2 separate regions of the Homo sapiens genome follow, and region 1 is linked to region 2. Evidence: chromatin loops called from intact Hi-C (ENCODE). Cell type or tissue: breast epithelium. All regions are shown on one strand. Links, peaks and the distances in the headings refer to the core of each region. The heading gives the core; the rest is flanking DNA. Region 1 overlaps JPH3 (junctophilin 3). Region 2 holds the start of LOC124903751 (a long non-coding RNA gene).

The links. Peaks named below come from ENCODE experiments on the same cell type or tissue, not always from the same donor. Only the 100,000 strongest peaks of a DNase experiment are listed, where the experiment ranks them.
Region 1: a loop joins it to region 2, with 11 times the contacts of the local background. A loop is called at or near these places in 4 of 110 quality-filtered maps.

Annotation. Positions count from the first base shown.
Region 1 is chr16:87,687,763-87,693,125 of GRCh38, reverse strand. It overlaps JPH3 (junctophilin 3), which reads right to left. Exons shown (of 5, transcript NM_020655.4): 4 at 2,600-3,480. Among named protein-coding and RNA genes, the nearest start is that of KLHDC4, 76 kb to the left of the region's middle. In breast epithelium, for the core only: no CTCF peak of the experiment used is centred there; no DNase peak of the experiment used is centred there; H3K27me3 peaks cover 4,081 bases.
Region 2 is chr16:87,737,902-87,743,264 of GRCh38, reverse strand. All of the region lies in intron 5 of KLHDC4 (kelch domain containing 4), which reads left to right. It overlaps LOC124903751 (a long non-coding RNA gene), which reads left to right and starts at 283. Exons shown (of 2, transcript XR_007065173.1): 1 at 283-2,683; 2 at 3,397-3,502. In breast epithelium, for the core only: no CTCF peak of the experiment used is centred there; no DNase peak of the experiment used is centred there.

The DNA.
Region 1 (5,363 bases), core at 203-5,202, 50 kb after region 2:
TGAGCCCAGCTTTCCGTGGCATCGTGGCCTCAGGCAGGTGTATTGTGAGTCTTGGGCCCCATGACAACTTGGTTGGGCCGGGCCAGCCTGCAGGGGGCAGAGAACAGCCAAGGGCCCAGCCCTGCCCACTGATGCCACCCCTGGTGCAAAGTTCCCCCACCCCAGCGAGGAGGAAGGGCCGGATGCTAGTCAGCCTGTAGTGGGGTAGCAGGACAGAGTGGGGTGGTCAGTGGCACCTCTTCTGCCACAGTCCAGCCCGTGCTCTGGGCCGGGAAGCAGGTACGGACGCTGTGGGCGAGGGCGTGGCTGCCCGCAGGAGGGAAGCTTCTGTCTCCCCAGCCATCCTCCAACCCTGGACCCCACCATCAGGTCATATCCATCATTTCACCAAGAGGGAAACAGCCAGGGCCAGAGTTCCTTCACCAGTAGAGCGGTAGGGAGAACCTGTGCTTCCATCCTAAGGGACTTTACCCTGAATTGCCAGGGCCCTACACGGGCCAGAATCCCAGGCCCATCTGTGGCCAGTGGGACCCTATGTGGGCTAGAATCCCAGGCCCATCTGTGGCCAGTGGGACCCAGGGCCTCTGGCGTGTGAGCTCTGCAGCATGTTGGGAATGGTGGAGGGGGATGGCCAGAAGACAGCACCCCAGACCCTGCTGGTGGCCCAGGGGAGACACTGCAGAGAGCTGTACCCCTGTGAGGGGGTGGCACTGAAGGCACTCAGCCCAGCCTGGCACCCGACTGCCCTGACACCTGTCCCCTGACATGGATGCCGGCTGGCACGGGCCCCTCCTGCTTCCCACCAACAGGGCCTGGAACAGTGCTTAGGATTGACCGCGCCTCTACACACCATCTCCCCTCACAGACCTGGCAGAAAACACAGCTCCAAAGCTGTGGGGAGGGAGACGGGGAGGGAGACAGGGAGGGAAACCTTGTTTGCACCAGCACCAGGTACCCCAGGGTGGCCACTTCCAAGGAGCTCAGCTGGCATCCTCCAGGGTGGGTGGGACATGATGCTGCAGCTGACGGGACCTCCAGATTAGCCCCAGCTGGAGACCGGGCAGGACCAGGGCAGCATGTAGCACCCTGCGTGTCGCTAACTCATCCCAGAGGCCAGCTTGGCACTTGTCCCCAGCTTGTGCATTGACCCCCAGGGAGGTTCATTTAAAAGCACCCAAAAGTGTCAGTGCATTAAGCAGGCTAAAAATAGAACCCGTCCCTACACCTCCCACCCTGCCCACTGCTTGGCTGTTCCTAAAATAACCGCGCGCGCACAGCCACGCACACATCTCCGGCTGCGATGGGGAAAATCAAGTTGTAAGTGTGAGCTGGTATTTTGGTCCCAGCAGGAGCATAGGGGCTGTTCTCTGTGGGCTTTGGGGAACGGGGAGGCATCTTAGGAACCCAACAGGACAGACAGACGTCCGCAGTGGTTCCAAGGAGAGGCAGAAACAGGCATTGCCGCCCGGCAGGACGTGCCCCTTCAAAGGGGTGTCACGCGGTGACCCCTCTGGGGGTGGGGCTGGCAGGAGGAGAAAACCACAGCTCCCCTAGGTCAGGGGCAGGGACAGACACCGACCCCTGCCGCAGCGTCGACAATAAACCTACCAATGGTCCCCCCTGCCCGGCCCACACGCCCTGAGCGCCCCCTGCGGACACCCCCCTGCGTCCTCACACCCGAGGGGCAGACTGGCTTGCAGCACTTCTGTTCAGCACCACGCACTGCCTGGCAGCCACGAGCGAGCAGAGCCCTGCTGGGGTGAGGGCCTGGCCGTGCGCAGATCCTATGTAGCCACCGTCCCACAGCCCTTCATTCCCAAAGCCCTTCATTCCTGCAGCACTGGTCAAGGGAGCAGGGTGGGATTTGCAGAGTGAAGGTCCCTTCAAGGGGAGGCCAGCCCTGTGTGAGGCACCAGGACCCCCAGCCTCGCACACCGAGTCTAGCCTGGGACCCCCAGCCTCGCGCCGAGTCTAGCCCAGGGGGACGCTGTTCTTCCCTCCAAGCTGCCTGCCCTGGAGGAACGAATTTGGGGGGGGGGTGCTGGGTGAGGCTGACGGTGAGTTGCACACAGCGGGCCTCACGTGGGAGCCGGCTCCAACCCCAACACCCCCCATGGGTGAGAGAAACCTGGACTGGCAGCTCCCCCCAACCCCAGACCTGACTCCCAGCCCCAGGGCCAGCCTTGCCCCCAGCTGTTTCGCCTCTGGGTTCCTATCCAGGACACAGGACACTCAAGCGGTCATCTCACGGCCCAAGGCTACTGACCAGGGGCACAGACTCTTGGAGCAGCTGGGGTTGAGCACGTTGCGGGGAGCGCAGGGATCCCATGCTGCCTGGAAACCAGGAGTTTCGTGTGCTTTCTGGACAACCTGGGGGCAGCCTCTCACGGAAAGAGGTATGACACCTGCCCCACCTGGCTTCCTAGGGGAGGGTCCCAGCGACCTGAGGGCCACCACTCCCGGCTGTACCCCCACCCTACTCCACCCCTGGAGAGGAACAGGGGAGCAGTGACCTTGCTGGAAACCCTCAGGAAACACCAGGTCAGCAGAGAGGTGGATGTTGCCTCCACTGGGACCAGCCTGGTGGCCGCCCACTCACCGTACTGGACTTGAGCTCATCCCCATTCTCCTCGTCGGACTCTAGAGCGACAGGCAAGGATTTCTGGGGCGGGGAGAAGGTCAAGTCCCAACGCAGCAACCGGGGCTCGGCCCCGCCCAGCCGCAGGCTCGCCAGTTTCTGCACGGCGGGCTCCGCGGAGGAGGCCGGCCTGAAGTTCTCCTTGTTCTGGGCCTTGGACCGCAGTCTCTGCACCCCGAAGCCCCGGTCCTCGGGGCGGTGGTCGTCCCCCAAGCCCCGGCAGGCGCCGCCCTTGCTGTAGCGTCTTTTCTGGGGATGCGTCTCCATCCTCAGCAAGGGTTTCATCTCCATCCGGTAGTTGCTCAGCTTCTCCTCCTGCAGCTCCAGCAGCCTGGAGCCTCCGGGGCTGTGGTTGCTGGCCCGGTGGTGGGAAGTCCACGTGAACACGGGGGGTGACTCCGTCCGCCGCTCCCGCGGCTTGGGGTTCCCGGGCTGCTTGCGGCCCGAACCTCGGGTGCGGAAGTCATCCACGAGCAGGCCGCCGCGCAGGGCACCGCTGCGGACACCCCTGGAGCCCCCGGCCTGCTCCTCGCCCCAGCTGCTGCGGGCGCAGTCCCCGGCCCGGCCCTCCAGGAGCATCTGGATGTCCCCGCCCCGCTCCTCGTCCACCGACACCTGCCTCGAGAAGTGGGCGACCTTGTTCCTGGCGGCGGGCGCGGGCGGCGGGGTGGCCGCGGGGCTGGTGGGGAAGCTCTGCAGGGGGCTGTCGTCGGGGGTCAGGTCGGAGGGAGTGGTGCCCTTGCGGTACAGCTCGGGGCTCTCCTGCTGCAGGGGTGTCCCGGTGGACAGCACCTCGATGTCGTCACAGGAGGTCTGACGCTTCGGCCTCTGGTACTCCAGCCCTGTATGGGGACACAAGACGACGCCAGACGGCGTTACCCAGCACATTCCACAGCGAGGCCGCGGTCCCCGGGCCAGGGCGCCAGAGGGAACCTCAGGGCAGCAGAGGCGCTTCCCACTCACCGAAAGGCTGCAGGCAAGGGAGGGGAGTGGGGACCGTGGCTCCCAAAGCCCTCTGTGGGACCCCCGTGGTCCCCACCCCACAGACACTTGGAGGGAGACTGGCTAGGCCCAGGCACCACAGGAAGGGCGGACAGCAGCTCCCAGGCTACAAGGGAGACCCAAGGCTCGGAAAGTGCGTGAGGACGCTGGGGTGTGGACTCAGGTCCCACCAACCCTGACTCGCCTGTCCTGAGGGTAAGAGGAAGCCCCTCACCCTAGCTGACCACCTGTCTGGGGAGGCCGAGCTGTCACAGCAAGGCCGCCAACACCCCTACCCGCCTGGGACTGTGTCTCAGGGTGCTGGGACAGTCTTGCTGAGAAACAGCCAGTGCCGGGGCCAGCGTGAGAGCCCAGGAGCCGACTTCCCTCCCCACCTTTCGAGGCTGCTGGGGCTTCAAGTCCTAGGGCGGGGCTCCCCGGAAGGGGAGGTCACCACAGGACCCAGGGGCCAGCTCTGCAGCCAGCAGAGTCCCTGTCGTCTGCCGGTGGCTCAGTCCCCATCAGCCCCCACCCGGAGGCCTGGATAGGGAGGGGCAGCATTGTAGGACTAGCCCCGAGACTTCTCCGGAGCTCCGTGAGCCCCCAGCAGGAGGTGAGAACCAAGAACATTGACTGGGATCTCATTTCCTGCCAACGCAGGGACACGGGAGCCATGCCCGACTTTATTCCATTAGGAGAAACCCAAGAACGCGGCGCTTCTTACCCTCCGGGGAACAGTTACACGTTCATCTCAAGTAGCGTCCTAGGCTCAGCACAGAACAGTGGGACCCCCGCCCCCAGCATCCCCGTCCTGCCCGAGCCAAAATGGTGCAGAGCTCTGTGGGAATTTGGGGAGTCTTCCCTCTGAGGACGGAGGTCTCAGAGCTCTACCCGGGGCGGCCACCTCATGAGACCAGCTCGGACACCAAGAGCCACTGCCCATCTTAGAGTCTCTCACGCTCGGACATTCTCCTGGCCTGTACCCCAGTCTGACCTTTTGGCAGGAGAAGGTCTGGGAGACGCCTGTACCCCAGTCTGACCTTTTGGCAGGAGAAGGTCTGGGAGACATGGCTACCCTCGGTGTGGCACCAGATAGTCCCTCCGTTTGTAAAGAGACGTTAGCAAGCAGATTCGGGGCACGCTGCGACGCCACCAGGCTGGGCTGCTGTGTCCTCCTCCTTGCTGGTCTAAGAGGCAGTGCTGAGCAGAGCGAGGCCATGGCCCTGGCCTGGGGCTTGGGGCACAGCTGGGTAGCTCTGGGTGGGTGGCCAGCCCTCCCAAGTCTGAGTTCCTGTCACACGGGGGTGTGGGTGGGCCACTCTGAGGTCTCAATGACTGCTTCTCTGTGGTCACTCCCCAGAAACAGGGCTGGGCTGGTTGGGTGTCCCCCGAGCAGAGCAGGGAATGGGCCAGAGAAGGTCTGTGTAGAACTGTGCTGACATCCACGTACCCACCTGACGCCCAGCCCCACCACCTCTCTCCCCGTGAGGGTCCTGTGTGGAGGGCAGCCCTGGCCCCATCAGAGGCCCCCAATCATGCCCACGGATCACCCACATCGTACCTCCTCCTTGGCCAGGATGGGACTTCCAAGGGGCTGGCATTCCTGTGCCTTAGACGCTATGGACCTAGCAGGCTGGGATCAAGGCCCCCCCCATCCCCCGATGGCGCCCCGGCCTTTCCCACCAGGTCGTCCACCCACTGCTGCCGAGATCAGGCCTGGCTGGCCCAGGAGACCCCACGCTAG
Region 2 (5,363 bases), core at 106-5,105:
AGGTGTGCTGGTGTGTGTGTAATCCCAGCTACTTGGGAGGCTGGGGTGGGAGGATCACTTGAGCTCAGGAGTTCAAGGTGGCAGTGAGCTGTGATTGCATCACTGTACTGCAACCTGGGCCACAAGTGAGGCCCTGTGACTTAACGAAACATCAGAATGCAAGGCATACACATTTATAAAGTCTTTGACCTCATGTCTGATGGTTCTCCCAAAAGCCTCCAGTTGGTGCCGGTGCTGGCGTGTGGAGGGCTGACTCTTGGCGTGATGCCTGTGCAGGTGCTCCTGTTTCACAGTTTTCCTCAAGTGTTCTCCGTGCTCGTCGTCACTTCATACCTGTGGCAGACACTGGACTACAGCTGCGGCGCCTTGCAGAATGAGTCTTCCCTTCCCTGATAGGAAGGCGTTAGGGCAACTCGTCTGGAGGGGCCGTGTTTTGATTCTGAACTTAGAGAACAGTGGGGGGTTTTCCTGGCACAGTGGCCAGCAGAGCTGTCTGCTGGCAGAGAAGAGGATCTTGAGTAGTGGTTCTCAAGTCTTCGTACTCCACGTAGACCCTAGGGAGCCCAGGAGACTGCTCCTTCCTGCCCTCCCACTCCGGACATCAGTCCCATTCAGAGCAGGTTGATGTGTGGTTGAGGAATCTGTGTTTTACCCTAACCTCTCCTTGTACCCTCTCCACGATCCCTATCCTGACAGCTGTGGACCATAGACGGGGTCCAGTTGTGATCTGATCCATCAGCCTCTGTGACTGGTGGAAGGCATGCTTATTTTGAATATTGTTCAACTGATGTGAAGTTTTTTAGTTGCTGCTTAAAAGAAGTAAGAATATTCATGTAAAATACCTCTTAGATCCTTAATAATGAAAGTAGTGTAGGTTTTGCTTTTGTAAGTTACTAATGATTGCAGAATGAAAGCATTCTCTTAACGGTGGTTTGGCAGGTCAGGCTCTGAGTGCTATGTGGCCGGATCGTCAGGGGCTAGTGTAGCTGGGGATGGTACAGGGGACTGAAGGGTGCAGGCGGCCTGTTGATTTCATGGGCTGGGCTGCGGTGTGTGGCATCCTGGTGCAGTGCTGCTGCTGCCTGTAATTGGGCTTGGGGGTTCACACACTATGTGGCCGCTGCTGAGAGAGGACTACTCTGGCTGTTTTTCCTCTGTCATTTTTTTTTTTAAATTGATCTAAAAGGAAAGGTCAGGAGATTCAGCCACAACAAAGACGGTTTTTGCCCTTTCTGGGGAAGATTGCTGTGTCAGGCCTCGTGCAGAGCACGTGGGAATCCCTGTGGGGTGGGCTTATGTCTTTTGAGAAGTCCAGGAAGAGCTCATCAGGAAACGGAATAGGCGTTGCTACCATGACGCAGCCCTGCACTGCGCATTCATTTTTTAGTGAATATTTTTTACTTCTGTGGGGGAGTTGGTTTTTCAGCCGAGGATGTGAAGTTGGCGGGAATTAAATATTGGTAGAGGCGCAGGGAGTCTGGATTCAGTATCTGGAGTAGTCAGTCTCTTCCTTGGCTTTTAAGGGTTTTCTTGTAGGAAGGCAGAATAGAGTCCCTCCTGTTATCTGGTCATTTTTAACAGCGATGCATATTTTGGGATGCTGATAATCTGATTTGAGTTGTGTTAATGTATAGCAATGGTCCCCACCCTTTTCGGCACCAGGGACTGGTTTCACGGAAGACAGTTTTTCCACCGCTGGTGGGGAGGGATGACGGTTTCAGGATGAAACTGTTGCACCTCAGATCATCAGGCATTAGATTGTCCTAAGGAGCTCACAACCTAGATTCCGCAACCTGGATCTATGGTGTGTGCAGCCCACAACAGGGTTCTCACTCCTGTGAGAGTCTAATGCTGCTGCTGCTTTGACAGGAGGTGGGGCTCAGCCTTTGATGCCTGCTGGCCCCCTCACCTCCTGCTGTGCGACCTGATTCCTAACAGGCCATGGACCTCCAACTGGCAGGCAGCAGGGCGCCTGGGCCTCTGTCCAGGCCAGCGCTGGCTGGCTGCCTTCTGCTATGTGTTGGTTGGTTGGCTGGCGGGTGTTTTTGTAGCACATTGGATGACTAGTGGATACTTTTTAACAGTCTCTCATTGTCTTCTCCATTCTAGCAACAGACAGGACATCATGTGGATACTTTGTAACAGTCCCTCATCTTCTCCATTCTAGCAACAGACACATATACTTGACGTCATAATGGTTTGGAAATGAGGGGGGTAATGGCAATGCTGACCTCAAGACCAAAACTCACGTGCGGGAGCATCCGTGCCTCGTTGGAGGGCTGCGTGTGGCCAGCGCTAGCAGCTATTTTGAGATCTCTTCAGTCTCTTGCTTGAGTGGGAGTTGCCTGCAAAGCTGCCCCATTGCGACTTTGCAGCATAGATCTCCGTACTGTTTCTTATTTTTGTTTCTGTGTGTTTGTTTTAAATGTGTGTGCGCTCATGTGAGTTTGAAGGGAGTTAGATGCAACAGCAGGAGCTGTGCTCAGGGCAGTGGTGTTAATTATGGAGGGCGTGGGAAGGGCTGGGAAGAGGAGGGGGTTGTAAGACTCCCCTTTTCCCTCGCATGTAAACAGATGCTGGTGACTGAAAGTCTGTCTGCGGTTATTGGCAAGAGTGACTGGAAACTGTGAAACACTAAAAACACCAGCATCTGGTGTTTGCAGAGCATTTTCCTTTGACGAAGGTGTGTCCTGGTGGAGATGGGTCACAGCTGGGGGTGCAGGCAGCTCCCAGGAAGGTGGGAGCCACCCTCCGCTGGGCTGGGCGGGAGAGAGGCCCTGTTGCCCAGTCCGGCCTGGATCCTCCCAGCATTAGGCTCTGGAGCAGGAGGGGAGGCGGCTGCTCCTGGGAACCCCCAAAGTAGGGTTTCCCCTCTCCCCACCCCCACAACTTGTCAATCTCCCGTTGTGCTGCTCAGCCCTGGGCCTCTGGGATAGGGAGCAGAGCGGAGCCGGTGGTCCCCTCGGGATGCACACATGTCGGGTGGGATCACTGGAGCTCTCTCATTTCCCTCCTCAGTCACGGTGGGCCTGCCCTGCCGGCTGAGCTTGCTGGCTTTGAAGATTCAGAGTTTGGTTAGGTCTGCCTGCCACACATCACAGCCAGCGTTTCTCCAGGCACTTGCCACCTTCTCTTCCTGTCCCCTGGAGAAGGTGCAGGGGGTTGGGGGAGATTCGTCTCCCTCCATTGGTTTCTGGGCCAGTGCCCTCTGAGGGATGATCTGTGACTCCACTTTAGGACCCCGCCCGATAGGTGTTTCATAACAGCTTTCTCTGAGATGTGATTCATATACCCTCAAATCACCCTTTAAAATGTGTCATTCATTGGTCTTTAGCATGTTCACAGAATTGCGCAGCCAACACCATGATCTAAAGTTGGTGCATTTTCATCCCCCAGAAAGAAAAACCGTCTTTTTAGCAGACACCCCACCGTCCCCGGTCCCTGCTGTCTGTGTCTGTGGATCTGCCTCTTCTGGGTATTTCATAAAAGCGGAATCAAAACACGTGGCCTCTGTGACGGGCTCTTCTTTCCGCGTGGTGCTGTCAGGACGTGTCCTGCTGTTGCGAGTATCAGCACTTCACTCCCGTGGCCAGATGAGGTGCTGGTGTGTGGATGTATGACGTGCTGGTGTGTGGATGGATGACGTGCTGGTGTGTGGATGGATGACGTGCTGGTGTGTGGATGGATGACGTGCTGGTGTGTGGATGGATGAGGTGCTGGTGTGTGGATGGATGAGATGCTGGTGTGTGGATGAGGTGCTGGTGTGTGGATGGATGACGTGCTGGTGTGTGGATGGATGAGATGCTGTTGTGTGGATGAGGTGCTGGTGTGTGGATGGATGAGATGCTGGTGTGTGGATGAGGTGCTGGTGTGTGGATGGATGACGTGCTGGTGTGTGGATGGATGAGATGCTGGTGTGTGGATGGATGAGATGCTGTTGTGTGGATGGATGAGGTGCTGGTGTGTGGATGGATGAGGTGCTGGTGTGTGGATGGATGAGATGCTGGTGTGTGGATGGATGAGGTGCTGGTGTGTGGATGAGATGCTGGTGTGTGGATGGATGAGGTGCTGGTGTGTGGATGAGATGCTGGTGTGTGGATGGATGAGGTGCTGGTGTGTGGATGGATGAGGTGCTGGTGTGTGGATGGATGAGGTGCTGGTGTGTGGATGGATGAGGTGCTGGTGTGTGGATGGATGAGGTGCTGGTGTGTGGATGGATGAGATGCTGGTGTGTGGATGGATGAGGTGCTGGTGTGTGGATGGATGAGGTGCTGGTGTGTGGATGGATGAGGTGCTGGTGTGTGGATGGATGAGGTGCTGGTGTGTGGGTGGATGAGGTGCTGGTGTGTGGGTGGATGAGGTGCTGGTGTGTGGATGGATGAGGTGCTGGTGTGTGGATGAGGTGCTGGTGTGTGGATGGATGAGGTGCTGGTGTGTGGGTGGATGAGGTGCTGGTGTGTGGATGGATGAGGTGCTGGTGTGTGGATGGATGAGGTGCTGGTGTGTGGATGAGGTGCTGGTGTGTGGATGGATGAGGTGCTGGTGTGTGGGTGGATGAGGTGCTGGTGTGTGGATGGATGAGGTGCTGGTGTGTGGATGGATGAGATGCTGGTGTGTGGATGGATGAGATGCTGGTGTGTGGATGGATGAGGTGCTGTGTGGATGGATGAGGTGCTGGTGTGTGGATGGATGAGGTGCTGGTGTGTGGATGAGGTGCTGGTGTGTGGATGGACCACGTTTTGGTTTTCTGTTGGGCACTTGGGTTGTTTCCACTTTTCTGCTCTTGCAGTGTTGCTGTGAAAGTTCACGGACAGTGCATACATCTTTGTATGCACCGGAGCACTTGGGAGATGATCGGTACTGTTTGGTTGGATGAAGATATAGATGTGTGTGTGTGTGTGTGTGTGCACGTCCGTGTGTGCGCAGGCATACGCACTGTTTTCTCCTGATGTGAGGAAGGGTCCTCATTTGGTCCTCAGCTAAAGCTGCATCTGAGTGAAAGTCAGTTTCCTGGAGAAGGCTCCTCGGCAGGATGATTCCGTTACTTTACGATTCTGTAGTGAAGGACCGCAACGAGTTAGCTAACAGTGACTGGCCTCTGAGAGTCTCAGGTGTGAAGTACAGGTCACCATAGGAATGGACACACCCTGCTCTGCCCTCTGGGTGGTGGGTTGGGTTGCATGGTCTGAAGCTCTCTGACTCCACAGTAACCTGGGGTCTATCGACAGCAAACAGCAGTAGCTCATGAAGGCAGAACCTGCCCTGCTGGAAGGCCGGGGTGTGTATGGATTCCCCGTTGTGCTGTTTGCTGACGGATGATAGTTTCTATCTCTGATAGGACGGAGGTGGGACCCACATGTACT